Regions from separate parts of the Mus musculus genome. Here regions 1, 2, 3, 4 and 5 are each linked to region 6. The links are chromatin loops, found by intact Hi-C in ENCODE. Cell type or tissue: heart. All regions are shown on one strand. Region 1 has its middle 7.7 kb from the start of Terf2. Region 2 overlaps Nob1 (NIN1/RPN12 binding protein 1 homolog). Region 3 has its middle 8.1 kb from the start of Gm39240. Region 4 overlaps Wwp2 (WW domain containing E3 ubiquitin protein ligase 2). Region 5 overlaps Nqo1 (NAD(P)H dehydrogenase, quinone 1). Region 6 has its middle 12 kb from the start of Psmd7.

Evidence for each region. A loop is a pair of places that touch in the nucleus more often than their neighbours do. Peaks named below come from ENCODE experiments on the same cell type or tissue, not always from the same donor. Only the 100,000 strongest peaks of a DNase experiment are listed, where the experiment ranks them.
Region 1: a loop joins it to region 6, with 2.7 times the contacts of the local background. A loop is called at or near these places in 9 of 42 quality-filtered maps.
Region 2: a loop joins it to region 6, with 3 times the contacts of the local background. A loop is called at or near these places in 4 of 42 quality-filtered maps.
Region 3: a loop joins it to region 6, with 2.9 times the contacts of the local background. A loop is called at or near these places in 7 of 42 quality-filtered maps.
Region 4: it touches region 6 in a loop (6-fold over the local background); 41 of 42 quality-filtered maps call a loop at or near these places.
Region 5: a loop joins it to region 6, with 4 times the contacts of the local background. A loop is called at or near these places in 12 of 42 quality-filtered maps.

Annotation. Positions count from the first base shown.
Region 1 is chr8:107,101,768-107,106,767 of GRCm38, forward strand. No RefSeq gene overlaps it. Among named protein-coding and RNA genes, the nearest start is that of Terf2, 7.7 kb to the left of the region's middle. In heart, a CTCF peak has its summit at 2,956 (motif pointing right); no DNase peak of the experiment used is centred here.
Region 2 is chr8:107,408,564-107,413,563 of GRCm38, forward strand. It overlaps Nob1 (NIN1/RPN12 binding protein 1 homolog), which reads right to left. Exons shown (of 9, transcript NM_026277.3): 9 at 3,926-4,620. The coding sequence ends at 4,351. Among named protein-coding and RNA genes, the nearest start is that of Nqo1, 7.9 kb to the left of the region's middle. In heart, a CTCF peak has its summit at 3,023 (motif pointing right); no DNase peak of the experiment used is centred here.
Region 3 is chr8:107,113,509-107,118,508 of GRCm38, forward strand. No RefSeq gene overlaps it. Among named protein-coding and RNA genes, the nearest start is that of Gm39240, 8.1 kb to the right of the region's middle. In heart, a CTCF peak has its summit at 2,689 (motif pointing right); DNase peaks (open chromatin) are centred at 1,123 and 2,733; H3K4me3 peaks cover 675 bases; H3K27ac peaks cover 966 bases.
Region 4 is chr8:107,452,366-107,457,365 of GRCm38, forward strand. It overlaps Wwp2 (WW domain containing E3 ubiquitin protein ligase 2), which reads left to right. Exons shown (of 24, transcript NM_025830.4): 2 at 614-698. The coding sequence starts at 629. Among named protein-coding and RNA genes, the nearest start is that of Gm39241, 5.6 kb to the left of the region's middle. In heart, a CTCF peak has its summit at 3,080 (motif pointing right); no DNase peak of the experiment used is centred here.
Region 5 is chr8:107,384,024-107,389,023 of GRCm38, forward strand. It overlaps Nqo1 (NAD(P)H dehydrogenase, quinone 1), which reads right to left. Exons shown (of 6, transcript NM_008706.5): 6 at 4,202-5,000. The coding sequence ends at 4,796. Among named protein-coding and RNA genes, the nearest start is that of Nqo1, 17 kb to the right of the region's middle. In heart, CTCF peaks have their summits at 2,764 (motif pointing right) and 4,041 (motif pointing right); a DNase peak (open chromatin) is centred at 2,298.
Region 6 is chr8:107,574,256-107,579,255 of GRCm38, forward strand. No RefSeq gene overlaps it. Among named protein-coding and RNA genes, the nearest start is that of Psmd7, 12 kb to the right of the region's middle. In heart, a CTCF peak has its summit at 2,690 (motif pointing left); a DNase peak (open chromatin) is centred at 2,676; H3K4me3 peaks cover 381 bases; H3K27ac peaks cover 510 bases.

The sequences.
Region 1 (5,000 bases), 470 kb before region 6:
CCTTTCTTACCCTGTTGGTTTAAGAGCGTTACAAGCCCAAAATGACCAGGGAGAAGTCTGAGCTTCCACTTCAACAGAATGTTTGTTGTGGCTCCTGGCAGGAGCACTCCTCCCTCTGGAACTAAAACTTCCAGGCCTGCAGAACTCAAGGTTGCAGGAACAGGCAGCAAGAACTCTCCTAGTGGGTCACTAGGAGTGATAGTGAGTGGAGCTATTCACTTTTCCACTCCTTGATCCCTAGACCCATGCATTCTAACTATGGGAGAAATTGTACCATATATTGGACTTTGATTCAAAGCATATTCTGCCTTTTGGAGAATTCTGTCACAGCCCTCCAGGTTCCTGCTACCTAATTGGCACTGTAACTGTCTTCAAAAGACCATTCTATTTTTCTATCAGGCCAGCTGCTTCAGGATGCTGAGGAACATGGCAAGACCAGTGGATTCCATGATTGTGGGCCCACTGTCGCACTTCTCTGGCAGTGACATGATTCATTGGTCAGAAGCAATACCGTGTGGAATACCATGATGGTAGACAAGGCATTCTGTAAGTCCATAGATGGTGGTTTTGGCAGAAACATTTTGTGCAGGAAAGGCAGACCCAGAACCAAAATAGGTATCTACTCCAGTAAGAACAAAATGTTGTCCTTTCCTTGGAGGAAGTGGTCCGATGCAGGCAAACTGCCACCAGGTTGTTGGCTGGTCACCTGGAGGAATGGTGCCATATCTGGGGCTCAGTGTTGGTCTTTGCTGTTGGCAGATCTGGCATTCAGCAGCAGCTGTAGCCAGGTCAGCCTTGGTGAGTGGTAGTCCGTGTTGCTGAGCCCAAGCATAACCTCCATCTTGGCCACCATGGCTACCTTGTTCAGGGATGGCTGAGTGTGGGACTGTGAAAGGCAGCCTGTTTTCTGGTCGAGCTCGGTTTTAACCCCGGAGATCCAGCAGATTAATCTTCAAGGGATGAAAGGAAGTTTGCTGCATCCTCCCAGACACTAGGCTCCGGACACATGCCCACGCTCCTTTCTCAGCTCTTCCGAGGCATACAGCAGCATCTGGGATGTCTGAGAGCCTGAGAACCTATTGTCCTCGGCCTCTGCGCAGGCCCAGGGACCCTGAGCCAATTCTGACAGGCCTGAGGGGACCTAAGACTGGACTTCCCCACCCCTGGAGCAGGGTCTTGAGGCTTCTCACAGCCTGTGCACAGTCAAACTTCCCTCGTCCCGCTTCACCCAGAGGCCCGAGGCCTGGGCGAATCTTGCTGACTGTCCACAGAACGGGTCATCTTATCCACTTGGTTATTGAACCCCTCCTCAGCTGAAGTCACCTTCTGATGAGTATTTACATGGGACTCTTCATATCCTTTTCCCATTATAATAACCACTTTAGATCACCTTGCCTCTGGCAATTCAATGCTGCCACCTGGCCTCTGCTACCTTGGGGCCCAATTAAACCCATTGCATTTAATTCATCCAATTGAGCGGCAGCATCTCCAACCCTAAGGTCTGGCACAAGGAAAAAGACAACAACAAAACTCTGCAAAATGTGCTGGTGCCTCATCTCACCAGTTTGTGTCTTATTGGATTCGTGAAGGACATATCTTCTGGGCCTTCTCATTTTGAAGGATTAGGCTTTACACAGCGTACCCACTCTAGAACTGCCATTTCCCTGAGCCAGGAAAAAAAAATCCCTCCATCAACACTAAGCCAAAAAATATCCGGCATCTTCAACTCCTTTTCAGGAGGCCACCTTTTGATAAACGCTTCAGCCAACCAACCAAACTTCTGACACCTTTTTAAATTGTGGGTGTTTCTATATTAAACCTAGAATCTAGCCCAGGCTAGCCTCAAACCCCTGAGTTCCCATGCTTTCATTGCCGAGTGCTGATATTCCAGAGCACCTGGAGCTGTTCTAACTTTTTAAAAGTCCCAGTGTCACATGGCTGAACCAATGTCCTCTAGCTACTGTAAAAGTGATTTTTTTATGGCCTGTTATAATTGTCGTCTCTGCGGCTTACTACCTCAGTCCGCTACCCTAAGCCTAGCCCTAGACTCTTCTAGCTTCCGTACAGTCATATCTAGGCCTAGTTGTATCTAGGCCTAGAATATTTTCAGCCTCTGGGATCTGCTGCTGAATAATTTCACTCTTTCTAATTCTTTTTTTTTTTTTTTTTTGTCCAGAGACAAGGTTTCTCTGTGTAGCCCTGGTTGTCCTGGAACTCACTCTTTCTAATTCTTTTTTGTTTGTTTGTTTGTTTTTTTGAGACAGGGTTTCTCTGTATAATCCTGGCTGTCCTGGAACTCACTTTGTAGACCAGGCTCGCCTCGAACTCAGAAATCCGCCTGCCTCTGCCTCCCAAGTGCTGGGATTAAAGGCGTGCGCCACCACCGTGCAGCTCTTTCTAATTCTTTATGAGCTCTGCCTGGCTGGTTCAACTCAGTTGTTCTGTTCAAAGCCCCTCTCCAAGCTGACTGATTCAATCTGGCTTTGGCACTCACTCTGTTCTAATCTTCTGATTTCTTCTCATTCTCTGGCTCGTTCTGTCTTCACCTATGTCTAGCTTGTTCTCTCTCTGCAAACTGTCTCTGTACCACTGTCTCAGTAAAACTGCCTTCTCCCTTTTTCTCTGCCCTGTCTCTCTTAAGTAGCTTCCCTTTCCTCTCTTCTCCAGAGAGTTCAGCGTGTGCTATTCTGTAAAATCTTCTCGTATTCTCTGCCACTCAGACCTCACTTTGAAACATGAGTGCTTCTTTCTACAAACTAATTTTACCTTCGTTGTTTGGGATTAAAGATGTGTGATGAGGGCTGAGGCACACACAACTAGAAATAGTTTTTTTTTTCCAGCAAACAACACAATCTGGAGGTTAACAGGGTGATCAAACGTCCTGCAACAATCTCCCACAAATACCCAGAAAAGTCTAGGGAACTGCTTTGTGGAATTCGGTTGCTTCATGAGCTCCAGTGTTCTCCAGCAGGGGGCAGAGTGGTGTAGGGGAAAGGCCACCATCGCTGGGTGAAGAACAGGCAGGCCTTAGACCTCTGCTTTACTTACTGACTTGGGTAAAAATTTAAGTTTTGGGAGTCAAAAATTTCCCCTGTCTACTTGAGAGGCCAGTCTACCAAACAGACAACGTATACAGCTTTAAGTAGGATGTGAACATGAAATAATGCCTGCAAATACTACTGAATTCAACAATGAGCAATCAACAATGCTTGTTTTTGGCTTTGCCGACATGTGAATGTAAATATGTGTATGTGTATTTGTGTATGTGCAGATATGTATGTGCCATGTGTGCACATCGTGTGGGTAAGCCTGAGGTTGGCATAGGAGTCTTTCTTTTACTTTACTTTATTTTTTGTTGTTGTTTTTGTTTTGGAGACAGGATCTCACTATATAGGCCGGCTGGCCTGGGACTCTCTATGTAGAGGAGGTTGTATTTGAACTCACAGAGTCCTGCTTGCCTCTGCTTCTCAAGGGCTGGGATTAGAGGTGTGGCGTGGTAACCTGGCCCCAGCACAGTTTTAAAAGTTAGTAATATCCATTGTCAGGGAAGGCGCCTTCAGCAGCGCTATTGATGGTGGGAGCAGCAATCCATACAACCTTTAAAGATACAAACTCAGAAAGGAACAAGCCATCATTAGCTATACAAATTCCAATTTTAGAAATTATTCCTGGAGGAAGGATCATAAATGGGCACCACAGTTTGAGGGTTTTTCATCGGGGAATCACTTATAATTTAGAAAAATTAAATTATGGTGTGGACCATATTTAGGAATCTTATTCTGTGATTTTAAAAAACGGCATCCCTGTCAAACTAACTAACTACCTACCTACCTAACTACCCAACAGTTATTTAATGCTCAGTATATAAAGGAAAAAGAATAGAGCAATAGAAATATTTAATATATAAAATATCTCTGGATCATGGGCTACTGGCGCCTGCCTGTAACCTCAGCTGAGGCCGAGGCAGGAGGATCTCAAGTTCTAGGCCTGTTTGGCTACAGAGCTGGTTCATCTTGAGCCTGGGCAACTTAGTAAGACTTTCTGTCAAAATAAAAGTAAAAAATCAAACATCAACACTAACAAAAAAGGAGAGGGAAGGACAGCAAGATGGCTCAGGGTGTGTGTGTGTGTGTGTGTGTGTGTGTGGGCAGCTCTGATGGCAGCAAGTCAATTTCTGGATCTCAAAGAGGAGAGAAGCTACTTGAGATCTTTCCTCTCCTCGGACTTTACACACACACACACACACACACACACACACACACACACACATACACACACACACATACACACACACACACACATACATACACACACACACACACACACACACACATACACACACACATACATACACATACACACACACATACACACACACACACATACACACACACACAGAGGGGTGGGGAAGGTAGAAGGGAAGGAGAGAGAGAAGTGGGGACTGGGAGGAGGATATGACACCACATGCCTGTAATTCCAGCACTTGGGAGTCCTAACTGTCATAGCCTGGTCTGTACATCGGTTTTAGGCTGGCCAGGCACACACAGTAAAACTGCATCAAGAAGACAAAACAAACAAAAAAACAAAACAGTGGAGTTGGAGAGATGGCTCTCTGAGTGTAGCATGTTCGTTCAGAGGATTTATGCTCATTTTCTAATACCTACATCTGTACAAATGTCCAATAACCTCTCTGGCCTCCTCTGGCTTTGTGCACATCGTACACATTCAGACATCCACACATACAGATAAATTAATGAGTAAATAAAACTTCTTTTAAAAGCCAAATAAATAAATGAGATGCTGGGCAGCAGTACTTTAATCCCAGCACTCAGGAGGCAGAGGAAGGTGGATCTCTGAGTTCAAGGCCAGCCTGGTCTACAGAGCGAATTCCAGGACAGTCAGGGCTACAGAGAGAAACCCTGTCTGGAAAAACAACAACAGAGGACCAAGCCATAGCTGTTTACCAAGCAGAGGATGGGTAAGCCCTTTGGTCTAACCCC
Region 2 (5,000 bases), 170 kb before region 6:
TTTTTTTTTTTTTTTTTTTTTTGAGATATGGTCTTACATAGCTCAATCTTGTGTAGCCTAGGCTGACCTCCTGCCCCAACCTTCCCAAGCAAGTCACCCATTTTTCTTTCTTCCTTCCTTCCTTCCTTCCTTCCTTCCTTCCTTCCTTCCTTCCTTCCTCTCTCTCTCTCTCTCTCTCTCTCTTTCTTTCTCTTTCTTCTTTCTTCTCTTTCTCTCTTTCTTTCTTTCTCTTTTGGTCATTCATTCATTCATTCTTGTAAGGAATGAACCTAGAGCCTTGAACATATAAAGCAAACACTTTACTATTGAATAGCCTTTCTAGTTCCCCTCCCCATGCTATTCTCAAGTCTGGCTTCAAAGTCCTGGTTTCTCTTTAAATTAAACACACACACACACACACACACACACACTCCATATTTCCTTCCATAGTGCATGAGTGGAAGTCAGAGACCAACTTAAGGGAGCTGTTTCTCTCCTTCAGCCATGAGCATCTCAGGGGCCAAACTCAGGCTATCAGACTTGGCCACCCTCTGTTCACCCATCAAGCCATCTCACCTGCCCCCGATCTTTGCCCCCATCTCCCTCATGCTGGGGTCACAGGCATGCACCACACACTTGGCTAGCTTTTATAGACTTACTTTTACTTATTTTTGCAGTACTGAACCCCGTATTTCAGGGCCTCATGTGAACTTAGCAAGTGCTCTTACCACTGAGGTAAAACCCTAGCCTTTTTTAAAAAAAAAAAAGCTTTTTGAGCCCGGTGGTGGTGGTGGTGGTGGTGCACATCTTTAGTCCCAGCACTCAGGAGGCAGAGGAAGAGGTAGACAGATCTTTGCGTGTTTGAGGTCAGCCTGATCTACAGAACAAGTTCCAGGACAGCCAGAGTCACAGAGAAACCCTGTCTTGAAAAACAAAACAAGAGCTGGAGAGATGGTTCAGCGGTTAAGAGCACTGGCTGCTCTTCCAGAGGTCCTGAGTTCAATTCCCAGCAACCACATGGTGGCTCACAACCATCTGTAATGGGATCTGATGCCCTCTTCTGGTGTGTCTGAAGACAGCGACAGTGTGCTTCTATATATAAAATAAATAAATTTAAAAAAAAAAGAGAGAGAGAGAGAACAAAACAAAAACCCCCAAACAATAACCGTTTGTTGAGCTCTCACCTCTAGCCTGGCTGGAACTGTTGACCAGACAGGCCTGCACCTGTCTTCAGCCTCAGCCCCCATGAGCTGGGACTACCCGCCTGTGTCACCAGGCTCAGTTATCCCTCATGAATTAATTACTAAGGAAATCATAAAGTAAGACAGGCATTCTGTGGCAAAGCCAAGGCTCAAACAAGGAGAGAACACGGTCCAGGAGCTTGGTCTGCATTTTACACATGAAATAAGGTGGCTCTAATCCTTTGGCAGGAAGTGAACCTTTACAATACAGCGATGTTCATTAATGTTTGTTTAGTAGTTTCGTTTCTTCTGAGACAGCGTCTCACTATGTAGCCCTGGCTACCTGAAACTTACATATGAAGACCAGACAAGGCCTAGAAACCAGAGATCTGCCTGTTTCTGCCTCCTTAGCACTGGGATTAAAGGTGTACATACCCCAGCACATTCGGCAGGTTAGTATTTCTCAGCTTGCAGGACCGCTGTCCTAAAATCCCAAACCTCACAGCAGTACTGTGAAGTATGAGACTCCTGTTCGGCAGGAGAAAAGCTGAGCCTCAGAGTTCTTTTTTGTTGTTTTTCAAGACAGGGTTTCTCTATGTATCCCTGACTTAGTCTGAAGACCAACCTGGTATTGAACCCACAAGAGATCTGCCTGCTGTCTCTGCCTCCAAAGTGTGGGGATTAAAGGTGTATGCCACTACCGCCTGGCTTGTTTCAGAGATCTTCTTCCTAGAGTTACACTGATCCAGGGACTTGAATTCATACTTAGGACCCTATCTAGCTCCATTCTCTTGCTAAACTCTTGTCTCTTCTGAGGCTTAAAGCTCTGGGAGTCTATAGTAAGCCATTACAGTGTTGTGCCGTAGATGGGCAAACCACAGAAGTGAAATTTACCTTGGGTTGAAGAGCCTCAGTGAAAAAACACAGCTTAGCACGCAGGAGGCCGTGATACAGCCCCAGCACCAAGTACATTTAAATGAAGGTCGTACTTGAACAGACGGACAAGAGACGAATGCGGGCGGGCGCTGTTGGCTTCTCAGAGTCTAGGCTTCTCTCTATAGGAGAAACAGTTCATTAATTCGCAGGAGTCTTATATTACTTTTCTCCTTACTGCAACCAAATGCCAGGAAAGAAACAATTCGAGGGAGGAGGGTTATATTGGCTCATGGTTTGAGGGGACACAGCCATTGTCATAGGGAAGGCACGGTGGCTGCTGGCTCTGCAGTAGCTGCCTGCTCACATCTCAGTGGTCCAGAAGGCAGAGACTCAGAAGGAGGTTCAACAAGGCCAGAGAGCTCAAGAACCGTCGCTCCAGCAACTCATTCCTTCCCGCAGGACCCTGTCTCTCAAACTAGCTGGGGATCGAGGGTTCAAACACAGCAGGCTCTGAGGGATATTTTTCAACCAAACCATAACAACATTTACCAGCAATACAACTTGAGACATAGACAAAAAGATCAGAAAGAAAAACAGAGATTTTCACAAGTCCAGAGTGAAAGCCTTGCTCCAGGCGTTCACCTCACTGCCCATTGGGACGGTGCTCTGTGATCTTACACGTCCTGTGTGCGGGAGCCTTGTCTCTGTGCCATGTCCCTCCTGCAAGCTGACACTAGTGCTTCCCTGCTCTTCTGTGGAGTAGGCCTGTCACTGGTAAGCACTGGAGAACTGTATGCCAGCACTCATGTCAAACGCTCAAATTCATGGCTCTTCAGCTTCTACCTTTCATTCTGGGAAACAAGACCCGAGACAGGAAAGTGAGGTAGGTGGAGCGCCCTGCCTTTGACCCTCACTGAAAAACCAGGACCTTGCCTGGAAGGACTTCAACCCTTAAAGGAGTTGAACTTTGCTGCAACTCCACAAGTGAACTGCAGGTGGCAGTGGTCACTATCTTTCCCCATTCTTCCCACATCATCTTTTAAAAGCAGGCAAATCCTTATCTACCTTGTATTTAAGAAATTCCAATTTTTCCTCTGCAACCCAGGTATATTTGACTTTAAAAAAATTTTTTTGGAGGGGATCGCTTTTGAGACAGGGTCTCTCTACAGAGCACTGGCTGTCCCTAGAACTAGACATGGCTCACCTCTCTCTCCCGAGAGCCGTGATTGAAAGTGTGCACCACTACTGTCCAGCCAATTAAAATATTGTTAAGGAAATGTTTTAAAGCCAGGTGTGGTGGTGCATACCTTTGGTCCCAGCACTCAGGAGGCAGAGACAGGATCTCAGAGTTTGAAGCCAGTGTGGTTTAGAGAGTGAGTTCCAGGACAGCCAGTGCTCAGCATTCATCTCAGGGTCCCAACAAGTACAGCCACTGTTTAGAAGCAGACACAGATGAAGCCGAAATCTAGTCTATCTAGTGATGACCTGGCCAAGTCCTGTAAGCCCGAGAGAGCACCTGTGCCGAGCTACTGTAGCATGGTTAGGTGCTTGGCTTGGTGACTCTGAATGGTGGAGTACAAAGTGGCTGTGCTTGGTGACTCTGCATGGTGGAGTACTAGGTGGCTGTAAAGACAGCAGCTGATGTAAGTGAGCCACCCCGGCTGCTTCCCAGGGCTGAGGGTGTATTTAATAGGACTTGCCCTGAATTTGATTAAGGTACTGCAGTGATAGAGATGGCCATCCTTTCTCCAGGAGACACATACTTCCGTGAGTCAGATGAGTCGTGTACAGTCGGCCCTCAGATGCAAGGCTGCAGCTGCAGCAGGCATTCACTGTACTGACTTCCCTGCATGATGCAATTTTTTTCCCAAATAAAACAAAAAAAATTTACAAATTTAAAGATTTATTGTAGAATACTTATAATTTCTGGCAAAAAAAAATCAACTACATAGTTGATTCTTAGTGTCCGTGTCCACCAAGGATACGAGAACTTAAACACAGAGGAGCTGAACATTGAGTTTATTAGAAAAAGATTTGGCTACTTCTTCCTTTGAACTTCAAGGCTCAACATTGGCTCCGAGGCGCCCTCTTTTCTGCTTCAAGCTCCCTTTCCACGGTGGGGTGGAGTCCTGGTTCTGCGTATTCACAGGCACGGCAGTCACATGAGGCAGCAATGCTGCGCAACAGCCTCAGGCAGTTGAGAAAGCCAGGCCTACTGCTTCTGTCTAGATGGTTTGCAGAGCAGATACTAGGGATGATACTGCAGCCTCCTCTTAACTAGCTGCAGTCTGCTTTGCATGCAGGGCTTGCAATGTCACCTTTTCTTTACAAACTTCTTTCTGGAGGCATTGGGATTTAAGCGTCTCCTCCCGGCTCCCAACATGCCGTCCCGGACTTGCAGGATGGCCGAGCGGCTGGAGATGTCATTCTCTGCAAAGGGAGAAACCCCGGCTATGTAGTCAGGGGCGAACACGTCGGTCTTCTGCCTGGCCTTCTGGGAGAGTCGCAGCTGGGGGAAGCGCTGATCCTCGGTCAGATGGGGGTTGATGGCGTATTTGCCCCCTTTTGGAGTGGGTAGTGAGTACTGCAATTAAGAGGAAAGACTGTTAGACCAGGGATGCCAGCTCACACAGATCCTCATGCAGTCACACAGGACTGTCCTGCCCACTGTGTGTCAACAAGACAAGTATCTCCCAACCATGCTTCCCTCGGTTGACAGATGAAAAACTGAAGGGAGTGTCTATACACTGAGCTAAAGACAGATGGACAAGCCGGGCGTGGTGGTGCACGCCTTTAATCCCAGCACTCGGGAGGCAGATGGATTTCTGAGTTCAAGACCAGCCTGGTCTACAAAGTGAGTGCCAGGACAGCCAGGGCTACACAGAGAAACCCTGTCTCGAAAAACTTAAAAAGACAGATGGACAGAGCTTCAAGAAGCTGACGCCATTTCCAGAGGTGCAAACG
Region 3 (5,000 bases), 460 kb before region 6:
GGAAAGTCAGATCGGCAGGCTTGTGCGAAAGGTGCTTTTACCATCTGAACTGTCTCTCTCTCCCTCACCTACCCCATCCTCATGACTCAAGATGTGGCCATGCTTGGCCAGAAACTCAACATATTGTCAGGCTGAAGTCAGAGATCTGTCTGCCTCTGCCTCAAAGGAAAGGCTCAAAGTGGCCTTGCTTGTAGCCAAGGACAGTGTCAGAGTTCCTGATCCTCCTGTGTCAAGTCCTCATGGGTGGGATCACAGGCAGGCATCACCACATTGGTTTTCTGCGGTGGTGGTCTGGAACCCAAGCATTCAACCAGCGGTGCTACAGCCTCAGCCCCATGTGTAACCTTTTATCGAATCTAACTCTGATGTTTGAGAATGGCGAACAACAGGGCTCAGGTGCATTTTATTTTTCTATGAGTATCGGATTCATTGACCTTCTTTAAGAAAATCCCCTTCCGGGGCTAACAGACCCACGGCTCAGAGTTTAAGAACGCACACTGTTCTTGAACGGTGGGTTCAGTTCCCAGCATCCACACGGTGCCTCACAACTGCCAGCAAATCCAGTTTCAGACAATATGATACTTTCTGGTCTCCATGGATACCTGCACACATGTGATACATACCAACTCACTGTAAAAATCATAAACATAGAAAACCAAAAGCAAAACCCCTCATTTCTGAAGTGCTACTTTTGTTACGGATCAAGAGGCCCGGGTATAGGTCTGTTTCTAGGGCTACAGAAATTAGAAAGCTAATTGAGTATGTAAGAAAAAAAAAAAAAAAAGAAAGAAAGAAAAGTGAAGACCACGTGACTAAACAGCCCGTGGGCCTTTAACTCCCTGGGACCCCTGGACTGGTGGGAGATCAAACAGGAAAGCAGCTAGATATTCTGACCCAGGAAACCTCAGGCAGCAGTAGTAGTATTTTTTTTTTCCTTTTGTTGTTCGATTTCAAGTGTCGGGGAGTACAATGGAAAGAACATCCACTTGGGGCAGGAAATGCCAGGGAAAGAGCCCAGAGGACGTGACATTTGGGTGGGTCATGAGTGACGATGAAATCTGTCATCTCTTTTTATGACTGTAATCTGCTGTCTACCGTGCGTTTCCCACCCGCGTTTCATCTGCATTATGTCTTATCTGATTTAGAAGGGCCCACAGGGAACTGTATCCCGCCCCCTCCCAACCCCTCGCCCCAGAAGATCTGAGAGCTGGGGCTGGTTCTGGGTTTGTCAGACTCAGCTGTACTTCGTAAAGGCCTGGGCTGGGCCTTTAAATTTTTTTCTGTAACTGTAGTGCCACAGGATTCCTGAGTTTCACCCACACACAGGCTCCCTACCCGAGCCCCAGCTGGCTGCCAACACCCACACTAACCAACTAACCCCCAGCAACACCGCCTTGGCTGTGTCGAAATTCACACCACACCATACCTCCCCGGGTCTGGAAGAAAGGCACAGGGTCTTGGTGCTGTGCAGACACCCTGATAAGGCTCTGGTGAATAACCCGTGAGTAACAGGAAATCAGGAAACAGGAGCTGCCCCTGTAGCAAGAAACGGGAGGGTGGATGGCTGTTCGCACAGTGGTCTGTACACCGGCACCGTGGACGCGCCCTTCAGTGTCGAGATTCCAGTTTCCTTCCCTGACTGGGGGATGAGAATGGAGTTCACAGAAGGCAGCTGTGGATTTCCAGTGAAACTCCCTGGGACATTCTGATCTCGATGTCCCAGCAGGTTTGGAAATGGTAGTATTACTAAACACCTGGACCCATTCTTCATTAAAAAGATTAAATTAAGTCAGGTGTGGGAACCGGTGCCTGTAATGTTGGTACGTGGAGGATGTGGCGCGAGGATGGGTGAGTTTGAGGCAATCCAGAGCTACATAGGAAAACTTTCTAAAAAATGTGTGTGTGTTCACGTGCGCAAGAGTGTGTGCATTCCTGCATACACAGGCACTTACAGCTCACATTCACACACACAAAGAAAAGAAAGGACTATTAATGATAATTAGCAGAGGAAAGTGGAACAGATACAGGGAAGAGTTTCTTGTGCCTTTATATCTTTCCATGGTGTTAAAAATTTAGCCTCAGTGAGTTCAAGGCCAGCCTGGTCTACAGAGTGAGTTCCAGGATAGCCAGGGTTACACAGAAAAACCCTGTCTCAAAAAAAAAAAAAAAAAAAAAAAGCCTCAGAAATTGCTACTTTTTTATGGCTGGGGGTGGTGGTACATGTCTTTAATCCCAGATTTCGGCAGATCTCTTTGAGTTCAAGGCCAGCCTGGTCTACAGAGTGAGTAAGGGTTACACGGAGAAACCCTGTATCAAACAAAACAAAACAAACAAACAAAAAACCAAACAAGCAAAAAGGAAGAAAAAAGAAAGAAAAGAAAAAAGAAAAAAAGAGCCAGGACAAGCTAAGGACGTAGCTCAGTTGGCAGAAAATTTACCTAAAGTACATCCATCATCAGAACCAGAGAACCCAGGCAAGGCAGTATAGCCCTGTAATCCCACCCTATAGAGATGGAGGCAGAAGAACCAGACGTGAAAAGCAATCCTTGGCTTCGAGTGAGTTTGAGGCTAGTGGCCGTTCAGAGTCACAAGAGACTTTGTCTAAAACAAAACATACACGTATACTTACATATACACGTAAACCTTGAGGAAAATTCAATACCTCTCCGGAACCTGTGAACTGTTTTCCTTACAGCAGGGGGCAGCAATGATTCTCAAATATCCCTGACATCAGCACTAACCTGCGGCTTGGCGTCCACGGGTTTCCAGTTCCAGGCCCAAATACCATCCAGCAGATCATAAGGGAAACGAAAGACAATCACCACAGAAAGCTTTAGATGCCGGAGGAATTGTTAAATAAAACATGTTCCAGGTTCTTTTATTGATCCTGAAAACCTGTGTTTGCCCTGAAGCTCAGTTTTCCCATCTGATAAATTAAGTCTATAGATTTGCTGAAATCACTTTAAAGAGCTCTTTCTGCATCTGTTAAGAAAACAAAGGACAACATATCAAACCAAACCCATTTTAAGCTGGACGTGGTGGCACACACCTTTAATTTCAGTACAAAAGGCAGAGGCAGGCAGAGTTCCAGGCCAGCTTGGTCTACAGAGCAAGTTCCAGGACAGCCAGGGCTACACAGAAAAATCATGTCTCTAAAACCCCAAACAAACAAACAAATAAATAAAGTAAGACTTTAGCTGGGTGTGGTGCACACACCTTGCTGTGTTCAGAGGGCATCAGATTTCTCTATGAGTTCGAGGTTAGTCTGGTCTAACAGTAAGTTCCAGGCCAGCCAGTACAACATAGTGATAATCCTACTTAATGAAAAACAAAAGCAAACCCAGAAAACCTTTACAAATCCAAATCAGCATCAGGAAGGAACAAGCCCCAGTGCCCTCTGAAATTAATTGGATTATCAAATTATCTGTTAGACAGCCCTCAGCTGACCAGGATGACTTATTGGCAGTTTATCTTTAGAATACTAATTTTTGGGGGTGGAGTGGGGTGGGGTGGGGTGGGGAGATTGGCACTTACTCAGATCACTGATGGAGAAAAAGAGCCCTTCCAATCTATAAATGTTTAGCATGTGTGCAAAGGTCGTGGATCTAGTGTTCAGGAGCCACACCCAGACTTACAAAAGGATCTTGAGTGGACTGGCCAAATTAAACAGCACAAGCACTTGTAGAGAAATAAACACAAGTTAAAATGTAACCACAGCTATTTGTTCTTGCCGCTCTGTTCTCCTCTGTGGGAGGGGCTGAGAGGGTAGATGGAGCTCTGGTCACTCTAGCAGGAACCTGAGCCTTGCTGCCAAACCCTCTTTCTTTCTTTCTTTCTTTCTTTCTTTCTTTCTTTCTTTCTTTCTTTCTTTCTTTCTTTCTTTCTTTCTTCCTTCCTTCCTTCCTTCCATCTTTCTTTCTTTCTTTCTTTCTTTCTTTCTTTCTTTCTTTCTTTCTTTCTTTCTTTCTTTCTTTCTTTCCCCAAGACAGGGTTTCTCTGTCTAGCCCTGGCTGTCCTGGAACTCACTCTGTAGACCAGGCTGGCCTCGAACTCAGAAATCTGCCTGCCTCTGCCTCCCGAGTGCTGGGATTAAAGGCGTGCGCCACCACGCCCAGCTAGGAAACACTTTCTGTATAAGCATGTGCATTATGCACTACATGTCTTTACATACACATGGCGTTTGTACTTCTCCAGCTTCCTTCATGCTTCAACAGCAATGTTGTTTTTACAGGTGGCTAAAAAAAAATCCCAATACTATCTCTTCTGTGTGTATATATGTGCATGTATGTGTATGTTTTTGTGTGCAAGTGTGTGTGAATGTGTGTATGTATGTATGTATGTATGTGCATGTATGTGCACATGTATGGGTGTATGGGTGTGTATGTTTGTATGTGCAAGTGTTTGTGTGTGTGTGCATGTGTATGTGTGTGTATGAACTGGTACTAGGAACAAAACTCAGGGTCTATTACATGCGAGGCTCTATTATTAAACTACATCCCCAGCTCTTTTTATTTATATTTTCTATTTTTTTCTTGAGATATCACTAAGCTATCTGGACAGGGAGGAGAGGGCCGGGGGGCTTGAACTCTCTATACCTAGGCAGGCCTTGAACTTCTGACCATCCTGCCTCGGCTTACTGAGTGCTAGGGACATAGGTGTATAAGACCACAGCCAGCCCTGTATCTATAATTTGATTCTCCTGGGATGTCTTCAGGAAGGAGTGACTCTGCAAAGGAGCCCCAGTTTCCAAGGTCACCTCCCTCTCTGGGAGGGAGCCCTAAGCACCCAGAATGGTCCCCAGGATGAGATAATCAAGGCACGCCTAAGAAACATCTGGGATACGTGTACACCCACCATTGCTGTGGTCTGTTCTTTGGGATCTCATGCTGGTCCAACATGAATTTCATTATACACTGTACTCATTAAAAAAAAGAGAGAGAAAGAGGTTTGTTTTTGTTTCTGAGTATATACATGTGTTTGTCTGAGTGTATACCATGTAT
Region 4 (5,000 bases), 120 kb before region 6:
GCTGAGAATGACCTTGCCCGTCTACGGCCTCCACCTTTCAAGCCCTGGGATTATAAACTTGTGCTGTCATACAGATTGCAGGCATGGATCACCATACCTGTCCTGGGATTGAGGTCTCCTTTTACATTTTTTTTTTTTTTGTTTTGTTTTTTGTTTTTTGAGACAGGGTTTCTCTGTATAGCTCTGGCTGTCCTGGAACTCACTTTGTAGACCAGGATGGCCTCAAACTCAGAAATCCACCTGCCTCTGCCTCCCTAGTGCTGGGATTAAAGGCATGAGCCACCACGCCCGGCTCCTTTTAAATTTTAAAATTTATTTATTTTTAATATTTATTTATTTAATTTTATGTGTGTGAGTATTTTGTCTGCATCTATGTCTGCATTCCATATGCATGCCTGATGCCCTTGGAGCTGAGAAGAAGGCATCAGGCTCCTTAGAACTGGAGTTACAGATGGTTGAGAAGTGCTGTGTGGGTGCTGGGAGTTGAACCCAGGTCCTCTGCAAGGATCACAAGCGTTCTTAAGCACTGAGCCATTTCCCCAGCTCTTTGGGTTGGGCTCTTCAGTTTCCTCCTCAGCCGCTGACTAACCCTGCCACTCTGCTTCCTTTGCAGTTCCATTGTGATGACATGGCATCTGCCAGCTCCAGCCGGGCAGGAGTGGCCCTGCCTTTTGAGAAGTCCCAGCTTACCCTGAAAGGTGAGCGTCATTGCCTGAAGTATTTGAGGCACATCTGTCTGGAGAGTCAGGTGTTCTGAAACAATTCAGGAATGTAGCATTTGTCTCAGAAGATTATCACTCTATAACTAGAGTTCTTGGAAAAGAAAGCAAATAACGGGGCTGTGGGGAAAGTAGACCTTTTGGCTAAAATGCTCAGAGATGGTTGATTCCTTTGTGCCCAGGGCTCCCCCTCTGTACATTAATGCTCTAGGTGATCGCATCCAGCCTCATAGCTTTAAATGCCTTCAGTAAAAGGTCACTCTCAGATTGGTGTCTGTAGCCTAGACCTTTCCTGGAACTCCCAGTATTCACAGAAAGTGTCCAGGTCTGTTACCGTGCTTCTGCCTTCTTCTCATCGCTCATGTTGGCCTGGCAGTGAAGCCAGCGCCTGGTATTTAGCACTCCTCCCCAGTCCTGTTGTCCGCCCTGGCCGCAGCACTCAGTTCTGGAGTAAGGTCCTAGACCTGCCTTTCTGATTCTGCCCTTTGTCTTCTTTCCTGGTGCTGTGGTTGCACAGCACCCAGCAGTCTTGTTAAAGTGTAAGCCGCATCTCTGCATTTCAGCGTCAACGCTGATGAGCACTGTTTTCTCATGCATGTCCTCTTCCCTCTGCATTCGTGTCCTGAGCCGTTCTGGCCTCCCCACACGCTGACTCTGGGCCATTGCCCTGGCCATCTGAGTGAAATGCTTTTAGCTTGCTTTGTTCTTTACACATTTTGTCACCCTTCAGTGAGGCCTTCCCCACTAAGTTCCTCACATCTGTCTCCCCCAGTTTGTTCTTTTCTTTAAGGTTGTCATTGCTCAACATCTGCGTACTTCTATTAAAGGTACTTGGGGAATGAGCCTAAGGCCTCAGAGTTTTGCCAGTTTGACTTGGGGAATGTAGCTTAGTTGTTAGAGTTTGCCTAGCATGCACGAATAGGACTGGGCTCAGTGCTCCTGAATAAACGGGTGTTGTGGTGTGTGCCCATCATCCCAGAACTCCAGAGATGGAGGAGGATTAGAAGTTCAAAGTCATCCTTAGCTACATAGACAGTTGGAGGCCAGCTTGGGATATGTGATACCCTGTCTCACACCAAACTGTACCAACCAACAAACCAACCAAACCAAACCAACCAAACCAAACCAACCAAACCAAACCAACCAAACCAAACCAACCAAACTAAACCAACCAAACCAAACCAACCAAACCAAACCAACCAAACCAAACCAACCAAACCAAACCAACCAAACCAAACCAAACCAACCAAACCAAACCAAACCAAACCAACCAAACCAAACCAAACCAAACCAAACCAACCAAACCAAACCAACCAAACCAACCAAACCAAACCAAACCAACCAAACCAAACCAACCAAACCAAACCAAACCAAACCAACCAAACAAACCAACCAAACTAAACCAAACCAAACCAACCAAACTAAACCAACCAAACCAAACCAACCAAACCAAACCAACCAAACCAAACCAACCAAACTAAACCAAACCAAACCAGGGAAGAAGCTAGAGTACAAAAGCCCGATCTAAAACCAAATCAGGACAAGAGGAAAAGCCTGTCTGGAGAGAGCTGAGAGCATTGACTTGGGGAGAGTTGGTTCCTGCCTCAGACCTGCTTTTCACTAACTTTGATTGCAGGGAAGTTAATTTGGCTCCCTGAACTTAGATGGCCCAGCTGTGAAGTAAAGAAATTGAATTTCATTTTCTCCCCAAGATTTCTTTCTTTTTTTTTTTTTTTTTTAAAGATTTTATTTATTTATTATATGTAAGTACACTGCAGCTGTCCTCAGACACCCCAGAAGAGGGCGTCAGATCTTATTATGGATGGTTGCGAGCCATCATGTGGTTGCTGGGATTTGAACTCAGGACCTTTGGAAGAGCAGTCAGTGCTCTTAACCGCCAAGGCATCTCTCCAGCCCCTCCCCAAGATTTCTTTGTATTTTATAGGTATGCGTGTTTTCCTGCATATCTGTATGTTTACTACATGCATGAATGGCACCTGTGGAGACTGGAAGACAGCATCAGTTCCCTGGAACTGGAACTACAGATGGCTGTGAGCTGCTTTGTGGGTGCTGGGGTCTGGATTCAGGTCCTTTGTGAGAGTGATATGTTCATAACCCCTGAGCCATCTGCAGGGTCTCACAGTGTAGTCCTGCCGAGGTAGCCTGAAATTCACTGTGTAGACTAGACTGGCTTTGAACTCACAGAAATCCACATGGCTCTGCCTCCTGTGTTCCAGAACTAAAGGTGTATGCCTCCAGGCCTGGCAGGAACTTGTTGATTTTAGGGAGATTTTCTAGGACTGAATGAAACATGTTCCTGTTTTTAAAAGTTAAGGTATGCAGTGCTCCTGTCTCACCACAAGATGGCGTCAGCTAGCCTTGATGTACGTGCAAAGCGGTACATTTTCCACTTAGGTCTCATGTCTGTGACAAACCTCTATTCTCAGCCCCATCCCTGTTGCTTGTTAGCCCTAAATGTTTTTTGTTTTGTTTCTTGATTTCTCCCTACTGTAGCTTTTGGGTTTTGGAGTAGTTACTGCTTCATAGAACCCAGGGGGTGACTGTTGTTTGTCAAGTTGTAGACCTTTGTAGGACTTGTCACCTCCCCAAAGGATCTGGGAAGGGGCTTTACTTCCTCAATAGAAGGGACTGCAGGGGAGGTTAGGCTTGTTACTGGGGGTGAGGAACACCAGTTATAGCCTCTGCCTTGGGCACAGGGTGGACATGTAGATGTGTTCCCTCTGATAGACCTGCCTTTCCCACTATGGGTCATGAATGCTATGGGATAGGTGTCCCATGGAAGATGGTGTTTGTTGTCTTTACGCTCCATGGATTTGTACCAGTCTGTTGGTGATAAATGACTATGACAAGTGCTGCTGTGTGCTAGGAATAGTGACGTATGTCTGTAATCTCAGTGCCAGGGAGACAGAGGCCATTTATGGCTGAGTAGTAGGTTCAAGTCAGCCTGTGCTGTAACAGTGAGGTGCTGCTATTTACAACCAGGAAAGAAACCAGACTAAACCAAAACGAGAGCAGAGACAGAGACAGAGACAGACAGACAGGCAGACAGGCAGACCCACAGACAGACACACATGAGGGCTGTAAACAGAACAGGCTACAGTGGCTGACCACCATAGAGTGTGTTCAGCCTTATTGCTACATGAAGAAGAGCCGCAGAACAAATAAGCAGAGCCCAGGAATAGTATACAGCTGGGATGGAGTCAGGTTGCTGGGGCACGTGCTGGGGCAGAGCTCCCTCTATATAATTGGCGTGAGCCTCCCTCCCCCATACACTCTGGCCAGCCTGACCTAGAACTCACTCTGTAGTCAGATGATTCATTTATTCCAGTCTCTCCAGTCAGTGGGATTACAGGCATGAGGGACTTTGCCTGGCTTTTTTGTTTCGATTTTTGTGACTAGCTCTGTCCGGCCTGAAACGCCTTGTGTAGACCAGGCCAGCCTTGAACCTGCAGCACTCCTGTTCTTCCTCAGCTGCTGGGATTGCAGGCGTATGTCCCCATCCCAGCCTTGTTTCCTCCTGGGTACAGTCAGGGAGACAGGATATTCCCGCTTCATGAGTTGGGGGCTCCATATGATGTGTGCCTTGCAGCGTCCGCGGTAACTCTTGATTGAGACTTAGTGATTGATTTTATTTCTAAAAAAATGGTTTGCCAAAAGTGAGGAAGCAGCACTGCACTTTGCAGTGTGGCCAAATGGAGATGCTCAGAGGCAGTGCAGGGAGTCCCCGAGGGTGTCCAGAACCCCGAAGACGACGCTCCCAAACCTTAAAGGAGGCTCAGCTGCTCTGAGGAGCCCCGCTTGTGCTGACTGTCCCAGAGCAAAGGACTATAAGCCGTCATCTCAGCAGTGTAAAAAGTTAGCAGAGCCGTGCAGCGGACTTTGTGACAGTCATTTAAAAGTTGATTTGGGGGACTGGGGAACAGGCCAGTGAGCAAAGCACTTTGCTATCTCATGTGCTTTTGGGTTGGGAGCGATCTTTCTCCCTTCATAGTTCAGACTCTTGTACACACATGCTTTTTTTGCTTCTTTGTTTAGTTTATACCCCTTTTTATTTCTTGTTCAAAAACATTCATTTTGTACGTATGTGTTTGTGTGCACATGATATTTTGGTCAGTGGTCAACCTTGGGTGTCATTCCTCAGGCACGAGCTATCACCATGTCAGTTTTCAAAAGTTTTAATTTTTTTTTTTAAAAGAGGACAAACCAAACCAAACCAAACCAAAAAAAAAAAAAAAAAAAAAAAATCTTTTCAAAGGGAAA
Region 5 (5,000 bases), 190 kb before region 6:
CTCACACCAGTCATTATGCAAAATGCTCACCATCCCCACGAACTTTCCCTAGAGGGCAGCCTGAAGGATGAAATTCCTCAACTGAATTCCCTCTTCCCAGATGACTCTAGCTTGTGTCAGGTTGACAAAAAAAAAAAAAACTAACTGGCACACAGATTTTAAAACAACAACATTTGGAGTGTATTAACCCTATTATCCACCAACCTAAGGGCTACAACAGCATTGGAGGCCTATAGTTGAGATTTCTCTGCCTGGCTGCAACCCACCTCTTGTGTCCCACCAGTGAATTTTTTAAGATTCCTTGCTCTATAACGTTGTTCTGTTACCACAAAAACGTTATAACTTGATGAAAGTGTGTTGGAACAGGGAGTTTGAGATACCCTTATTCCATAGTCACTCAAATTTGACTCTAGAAGAAACTTGAGGGAGGGCTGGTTTTTGTGCAAACCTCTTTTCAAACTCACCCTGCCCTCAAGTATTGAAGAGCCTTAGAGAGCAAACAGTCAGCGGGTCTCCTAACAACTCCAGATCTCCCCCAGTTGCACTACTTCACACCCATCTCTGTAGGAGATTACGTGTATAGCACTAACTAGTAAATTCCTTACATCCTACACGTGTTGCCGAGATCCTCCTCTTTGCGTGTCAACTCAGCTGACTTAGCAGACACGTCAAACATGATGTGAGGGAAGCCAGATGCTAGTCCCACCGCTGCCCATCCCCATCCCACATGCTCCTTCCAGATCTTTCTTCACTGCAGCAAATGGAATCTCTGCCCTTCCAATTGCACGGGCCAATGAACCTTTGCAGTTTTTGGACTCCACCTACTTCTGATTCGTCACCAAATCCTGTTGAGCCTAACCTTTGATCTGGCCAAACACACCTGCTCCCTTTACTGTTGTAAGAGCATCCTGAAAGGGCCAAACCCATCCTCTTCTCTTGCATTTGATGGCTCACATGTCCACCAGAATTCCCCTCTTCAAACAAGCCTTAGCACACCTCTGCTCAAAACCTCCAGGGTCTTTCCTTAGAGCAGTGGTGACTCCACAGCCCCATCTGTTCTGACCTCAGTGAGTGTCTGACCTGGCACTCTCCCAGTTTCTTTGCTTTAGCCTGGCTCCCTAGTTTCCCCTTCCTTGAACTTCTTTAAAGGCATCCCAGTGCCTGAAGTGTTCATCCTCCTGATAACCAGTCTCACTTAGACTCTCTGACAAGCATGGACTAAATAGTCAGTCTTGACCAGTCTGTACAAACCAGCTCCCTCAGTGCCAAGGCTGTCCCTTTAATCTTTTCTCTTCCTGGCATTTTTCCATGCCCAGCATAGCTGTCTGTAACTGCCATTTTCCCCATGAATACACTTCTGCAAGGGTATGTGCATGTTGCTGTGTGCCTAGCATTGGAAGAGTGGCGGGTTTGTTGGATATGTCAGAGTGAGCACGGCCCCCACGCCCACTCAGGCATCTATTGCTCACATTCTCACTGTGTGCTATAATTCCTACACCACTTTCTTTCCTAGTGCTCTTAAAACATCTCCTTACATTATTTATCTGTGTGTTTGCACGTGTGTGTGTGTGTGTGTGTGTGTGTGTGTGTGTGTGTGTGTGTGTGCATTCTCTCAAGCACATACGCCATGGCACATGTGTGGTCAGAACATAGCTTTCAGGAGTCATTCCCCTCCTCTCACCACGTAGGTACCAGGGATAGGTGCTTCAATATGAAGCAGCCCTACTGGGCTAGCTCAGGCTACCTACTCCTGGTCATCATTTGTTACTGAATCTCTAAAGTGGTCTCCCAGGAGATTCTCCTTTAGCCTGTGTGGCATCTGAAATTGGCTAAAACTCAAGTGATTGGGCACACCTGTGAGGGATTTTTTTAATTAAAAAAAATTAAATCATTTAAAATGGGAAGACCCACTTTTAATCCAGATCTTTTGAGGTGGGAATCTAGGCCACACCTTCTGCTGGCAGTCTATATAAAGGACACAGAAGAAGGAAGGTTGCTCTCTCTACCTAACGACCTTCACTGTCACTGGCAAATCCATTCCTCCACTGGCAAGATAGCCTACTTCTTTGGAATGCTGAGACCCTGTGAGAGCCAACATTACATTTTAATTTACTGTTCCTAAGAGATCCATGAAACAAAAATGCGTCTAACCTGTAAGCCTTTTACTCAGGAACAGACATTTCCTGCAATGCTGGACGCTGTTGTTTCTGAGAGATAACAAGCCACGTGTTTTCACTCCCCTAAACAAGTGAGCTTGATCACACGTAATGGAAAATACCATGCCATTATGGGGTTGTCGTCTTAAGCCTCTGCCAAGTGTGACTCGTGGCCATTTCATGGAAACCCTGGAATAGACCTGGCCAGAGTCCATCCTCCTTGTCAGTATTTAATTAAAGCTTGCTTCAAATTTGGCTGGAAGATTGTGGCAGAGGTCTTATTCTCAACCCATGGGACTAACAACATCTAATGTCATGGACAAAAATTCAACTGGATTCTTGGATCATCTGTTGGAAGATAGTTATTGTTGGAGAACTGGACCACAGCCTATAAATCAATCTAATATATCCCCTTTCTATCTATCTATCTATCTATCTATCTATCCACCCATCCATCCATCTAGATTCATTCTATAAGTTCTGCTCCTGTAGATAACCCTGACTTAATCTGCCTGGTGCCAGAAATGAGTTGATTTGCTAAAATGAATTCCAAAGCATCCAGTATTGTCAGGTCTACAAATTTTCTGGCCACCTAGTTTTGTATACTTCCCATTTGCCACAAGAGGGCGCACTATTGTCATCTTTAACTTCACTCAGGGTAGAAAGAGATATACTTCAAGGTTTATTTGTTTCTCATGTAGCCCAAGATGGTCTCAAACTCACTACGTAGCTCAGGGTGACCTTAAATTTCTGACCTTCCTGCCTTCCATCTCCTGAGTGATGGGATGATAGCCATGTGCCACCAACATGCCTCGAGTGCATTTGAGATTTAAATTGAGTGGCTAGAGAGAGGTGGCTCAACATAAAAGCCCTTGCTGTCCTAGCAGGACAGTCCAAGTGGAGTTCAGTTCTGAGCACTTACAACAGGGGCTTATAATTGCCTGTAACTCCAGCCAGGAGATGTGATTCTACCTTCTAGTCTCCACAGGCGCGCCATGCTCACGTATGCATACACACCTAAATAAAATGCAATTTTATGCCAAAATCAGGAACTGAGAGAGTAGTTCAACAGTAGGGTACTTGGTTCACAGTTGTAAGACTATCCGTTAGACACCAACATGCACACACACATGCACACACACACATTTAAAATTATTTACTATAAATAATAAGGCCAGCCAGACATGGTGGCGCATGCCTTTAATCCCAGCACTCAGGAGGCAGAGGCAGGCAGATTTCTGAGTTTGAGGCCAACCTGGTCTACGAAGTGAGTTCCAGGACTGCCAGGACTATACAGAGAAACCCTGTCTTGAAAAACCAAAATAATAATAATAATTAATAATAATAATAATAATAAGGCCTACATGATATCCACACATTTCCTTAAATGGAATGTAATTATCAGGACTGGAAAGATGGTTTCATAGCTAGGAGCAGTTGCTGCTCTTTGCAGAGGACCTGAGTTTGGCTCCCCAGCATCCACTTCGAGTGGCTCACAGCCACATGTAACTCCAGCTTTGGGTGCTAGAAGGTGCTCTTCTGGAGTCTGTGGGCACTTGTACACACATATTCACAAACCCTCAGGCATGCGCGTGTGTGCGCGCTCACACACACACACAATTAAAAAATAAAACTGATCAACTGATCTTTAAAAATAAAAAAGGAATGTCATTGATTTCACAATATTGCAGACAAACCTTCCAGACATTTGTATATGTCAAGTTGTTTTTCTTTGGTAGAAGGCTACCGGTTTTCATTGTGGCACTTAGGATTATTTTTATATGTACACCGCTTTATTATTTATTTATTTATATCTACTTATTTATTTATTTATTTATTTATATTTACTTATCTATGCATGCAGTGGCTGCAGGAGCCAGAAGAGGGCACTGGATCCCTCGGAACTGGGGTTAGAAAAGAGGTTGGCCTTTCTGAAGGTTTTCTGCAAGAGCCAACAAGTGCACTTGGCTGCTGAGCCATCTCCAGGTCAGTAAGGGGCTATTGCTATTAAGTATTAAAGGGCTTAAAGGCATGCGCCACCATCTGATGTGTGATGTATTCATTTATTTCGATTAAAAAAAAAAAGAAATAGAAAGAATGAGACGGAGATCTGTTTTAAAATTCCTTTCCCAGGACCTGGGTGTGCTGTGTACAAGACAGAAAAGAGCTGGAGAGCCAACCCCCTGGGCGCCATGTCAGTCACTGCACAGTAATTGAAACCAGGATGTATCATAAACAGGCTTTAGCTAACTGCTAACTGCTAAACAAGTTAGTCCCTCGGCCATTGTTTACTTTGAGCAATTCCCTTCTGCCCTAAACCACAGAGAGGTAATTATAGACAACGAATCTTGATGGAGGACTGGATGCCATCTAACTGGGACTAGCCCGAAGAAAATGGCGAATATTGCATAAATGACCTAGAAGAGTATTTCCAGCTCGCTTCTGCACCTTGCCCTGAGGCTCCTAATCTGACTTCATTCATTTTGTTGTTATGGCAGAACTATCAAAAAAAAAAAAAAAGCATGAAGCAAACTTACTCCTTTTCCCATCCTCGTGGAGCAAAGGAAAAAAATGAAAGCAAGTCAGACAAGCTGGGGAAAAAGAAAGCTGCGTCTAACTATATGTTAGGAAAAAAATCCTTATTTTCTAGCTTTGATCTGGTTGTCAGCTGGAATGGACTTGCCCAGGTGATGGCCCACAGAGAGGCCAAACTTGTTCTTCTTCTGCTCCTCTTGAACTTCCTTTTTCATTAAGAATCCTGCCTGAAAGTTTAGGTCAAACAGGCTGCTTGGAGCAAAATAGAGTGGGGTCTCCTCCCAGACGGTTTCCAGACGTTTCTTCCAT
Region 6 (5,000 bases):
ATGTAAAAAAAAAAAAAAAAGAAGAAGAAAAAGTTTAAAAAAGGTGCCATCGCTAATTGTGATGTGTGTGCCTTCACTGAGTGGTGGATCTAGCATGGAACGGAGGGGGCTAGAGATGGGGCTCAGTCAGTGGGCACATGCTTAGCACGCACAAGAACCTGGGTTTGACCATCAGCACCACAGAAACTTTGCACAGCCCCTATCTTAGGGTTCCTACTGCTGTGATGAAAAACCATGACTAAACTACTTGGGGAGGAAAGGGTTAATTTGGCTTACACCTCCACACCATAGTCTATCACCGAAGGAAGTCAGGACAGGAACTCAAACAGGGCAGGAATCTAGAGGCAGGAGCTGATGCAGAGGCCATCAAAGAATGCTGCTTACTGGCTTGCTCCTCATGGCTTGCTCAGTCTGCTTTCTTCTAGAGCCCAGGACAACCAGCCTAGGAATGTACCACCCACAATTGTTGTCACATATTTGATCACATAGTGAATCCCAAGATTGTGTTATTTACTGAAAATATCTGTTTCTGGTGTGGTGTGGCTCAGCCCTTAGTGTACACCTTTAATTCCTTTGGCTGGAATTCAGACACACTCTTAGGACACACCTTTAATCCCAAACAGTGAAGGTAAAGTTAGTTTGTAGAAGGAAGCACCACTTTGAAAGTGCTGTCTAATTGAATGGCAGACAAAGTGGCCAATCAGATGATTTGACAGAACAGGATGTGCCCAGCTCTCATGAGAGGAGAGAGGAAAGGGAAGCTGTGATGGAGAGAAGAGGGGGAGGGAGAGAGGGCAGAGGAGGAGACAGTTTTACCAGGTCAGTTATAAAGAGACAGGTTGCAGAGAGAGAACAAAGCTAGACACGGGTGAAGACAGAGCGAGCCAGAGAACGAGGAGCCAGAAGACTAGACCAGATTGCCAAGGTTAATCTGAGGCCAAGCAGAGCAAAATGTCAGAGACAGAGAGAGAAGCCAGTTTGAATCAGTCAGCTCAGAGAGGTGTTTGAGCCAGAACAGCTGAGTTGAACCAGCCAGCCAGAGCTCAGAAAGAACTCAAAAGGGTGATCTTATTCAGCAGTAAGACTCAGAGACTGAAAACATTCCAGGCCTAGATAAGGTTGCCTGGAGGCTAGAGGCTTCCAGGCCTGGGCAGGTAAGCAGTCAGCCACAGAGACCACAGCTACATCAGGTGGATAAAAGTTACTCTTACACGGTGGGTTCAGACCTCCCACATCACTAATTAAGAAAATCCCTACAGCCTACAGCCAGATCTTATGGAGCCATTTCCTTAGCGGTCCCCTCCTCTCAGGTGACTCTAGCCTGTTGATATAAAACAGCACCATAGTGCACACCCGTAACCCCAGTATTTGGGGGTGGGGTCAAGGGAAAGGAAAAGTTCAAGGTCATCGTTGGATACACAGTGATCTTGAGGACAGCATAAATACATGACATACTTTCTTTAAAAAAAGAAAAAAAATTGTCAAGTCCCCAGCACCAGACAAAGATTTGTCACCTACAACCTGAGGTGGAGGACAGGGAGTTTGACGAGCCTTGCTAAGTTTTCTAGAAAAGGATAGAAACAAATAGGTTAAAAAAAAAGAGGAAAAGAAAAAAGAAATGCACAAATCTGGGGCAGGAAGATGGTGAAGTAGGAAATAATGCTTGTTGCCAATCCTGATGCCTGGAGTTTGCTGTTTGGGTCCCCCCCAGGGAAGGGGAGAGCTGACCTCTGCAAGTTGTCCTCTGACCTCTGCTTGTGTGCCACGGAGGGCTCACACACACACACAAACATAATCAACAAAATGTAGTAATAACTAATAGTGATAATACCCCATGGGCAGTGCGTCAGGCTTCGGGGCTTTAGCTTAACAGGGTCACAGAGGTCATAGACATAAGACTTTGGAAGGTGGAAGACTTTTTTTTTTTGGGGGGGGGAAGAGTTTTTCAAAGTCAGTGGTTAAACTTTTGAGGGTTTTTTTTTCCTATTGGCTAGATATAACTATCATTAAAAATAACCTTAAAAATTGGGGGTGTTGGGGTTCAATGGTGTAAAGCTTGTCTGGCACCCACCTGGTTCCAGGCCACGCCCTGAAAACAAACAGAAACAACAAAAACTTCAAAATGAAGTAGAGTTTGATTTTAAAACACCATGACTCACACGTCCGAATTATCTCCCTCTATTGTCTGCCTATCGGTCGTCCTTGTCTGTCTGTCTGTCTGGTCCCTTCAGCTCCCGATCCTCCTGCCTCTGCCTCCCAAGTGCCCCCTCCGATTCACGTGTACACTTCACGTTATTTCATTGTGTGTCTGTGGGCATACTTCACAATTCTTTGCATCTCTTGGCTCCTGTAGTTAGGTTGGAGTCTACCCTGGGATATTTACATCAGGGAACTGGTATAAATGACAAGAAATCAATACCTCTCACCCAGTTAGGAGAAGAGTAGTGATATGGGTGAGGACCCTCTGGGTTCGGAAGGGCAGATTTCCGTGCATGGAGTGATTAGTGTTAAGTGTGGGCAGCTTCACCGTAGTGGCACCCAGCCACTCTCTGCATTGTTTCCAAAATCTTTCCTGGATGGTTGGAGCTGTAAACAAAAGCGACTGGGAGAGACTTTGGGGGCGGTTCTCAAGTCGATCTTGAACTGGGAATCAAAGGGGAGATCAGTTTAATGGCGCCACCTAGTGTCCAGGAACAGATTGCCACCAAAGAGGACAAAGGACTAAAGGATTCCTCTCCATCTGGGCTCTATAGACACCCTGTCCTCTACTGCCGTGGCTTCCTTTTCCTTTTCTTTCCACACTTCCGTTTCACTACTTCCGGAGTGAATTTTTATCTAGTCCTTCCACGGAGATAGTAATTAAGTTTTTGAAAGGTTATCAGGTGAAAATCGACGCTGTTGTTTGTTACATAGAACAAACTTCCAAGTTTTTCCTCTTGTGGGTCACATAAGATGTTTTTACTTCTCCCAAACCTGCCCCCACATTCTTCCTGGAAAAAGTCAGACTAAGTATTTTTTTTTTTTTAATGTTAAATTTAACAAACAGCGTTTGATTCCTCTGTGTTTTACAGGCAGACGGGTGGGAGAACTGCCCTAACTCTGCTAGGGCTAGATTTTATTTTCATCAGGATCAGTGGCATTTATTTGGAGAGAAATAATTGTTTATGGTTGAACTCCCAGTTGAAGAGGCTTCTAGGAGCTGGAGTAAAATCCAGTCTCCAGTTTCTCCTTGAAAGGTTTACTTTGCATCTAGCACATTGAAAAATCAGGGCAACCCTCCATGGAAATGAACGCCTTTGTCCTTTAGTCTGAGCTGAAATGAAGGATGGTTAGTTGGTTGGCTCTGCACCCCTTTTCTAGTTCTGACAACTTCCATAATTTTCAATAAGAATAAACTCAGGGATTGTTATTTATCAGTTACTGTCTGTTGCTATGAAAAGAAGACATGACCCAAAGCAACTTACAGAAGGAAGGGTTTAATTGGCCTTATGATTCCAGAGAGATAAGAACCCGTCATGGCAGTGGGGCAAGGTGGCAGGGATAAGAAGCCACCACAGCAGTGGGCCAAGGCCGTGGCAAAGGAACTGAGATAGCACATCTTCAACAGCAAGCACAAAGCATGGGGGGACCTGGAAGTCCAGCAAGGCTATGTGTTCTCAGATCCACCCACCCCTGGGGACATACTTCCTCTAGCAAGGCCTGCGGCCCCTCCCCAAACAGTACCAACAACTGAGGACCGAGTGTTCAAATATCTGAGCCTTTGAGGGATATTTGTCATTAAAAATGTCTGTTACTGGCAGGCAGTGCTGGCACACGTCTTTAATCCCAGCACTTGGGAGGCAGAGGCAGGAGGATCTCTTGTGAGTTTAAGGCCAGCTTGGTCTACAGAGTGAGTTCAGGACAGCCAAGGGTACGCAGAGAAACTGAGTCTTGAAAAAAACCGAGGACAAAAACCAAAAACCAAACCCAAACAAAGTCTGTTACTTTTCTACTACTGTGATAAAACATCCCAACCGACGCAGTTTTAGACATTTCCCTCTGGGCTGTGGTTTTGGGGGGTTAGGTTGCATAATGGCAGAGTCAGCAGGTGACAGACATGGGAGCTAAGAGCTGGGGGTTCACATCCTGAACCACACAAGCTGAGACTGGGAACACAATGTGGCTCTTGAGACCTCAAAGTCCTCGTGGACAGTGTTCCTCCGGCAAGGCCACGCCTAAATATTCCCCATTTATAGACGCCTCTGACTTAGCAGACCCTTTGCTTAACAAGCACACCATCACAGGGATGTTTCCGACATCTCCCAAACGGAATCCAGGGAGGGGAGAGCACAGGCTGGGCTGTGATGCTGAGACGCTGCGATGTGTCTGTGTGGGAGAGAGCCTAATGCAGACTTCACTTCTCCCAGGATCCCTCTGTCCCATCAAGGATTGACTCAGAAATCTTGAGAAACAAAGCTTTGTTGTATGCCCAGCCCACGGGTTGGCAGTCAAAGCCATGGTCCCCTGTGTAGGCGACTTTATCAGAGCCTTCTAGGCTCACCCCCGTCTACAGGATGGCAGTAGTTTGGCCTGAGAAAAGGGATTCAGAGTTCTCACCCTCTTTTGGCATTCTCAAAGCCCTGGCTGTTGAGGAACTTGCTGTGTAGGCCAGGCTGGCCTTGAACTCACAGAGATCCGTCTGTCCCTGACGAATCTAGTCTCTTTTCTCTATGCTGTGCTGGAGATGAACGCAGGGTTTCCTCCATGCTAGGCAAGCAAGCCACCACTGGGAGCCAGTAGTCTCTCTTTTCTTTAGAAGTTAAAAACCCTACTAGGGAACTATCCTCAGTGCCCACATGTGGGTCAAACTATTAAACAGAATATATCAGGACAGCTCTCCCCTTATTCAATAAATATTCAGTTCATCAGAATGGGCCGAGCTGAATGCTTTCAGCCTGGCGCTGTCTCACACTGTGGGGTGGGGTTAGGTCTGCTTTGCATGGGCTCAGCTCAGAAGACGT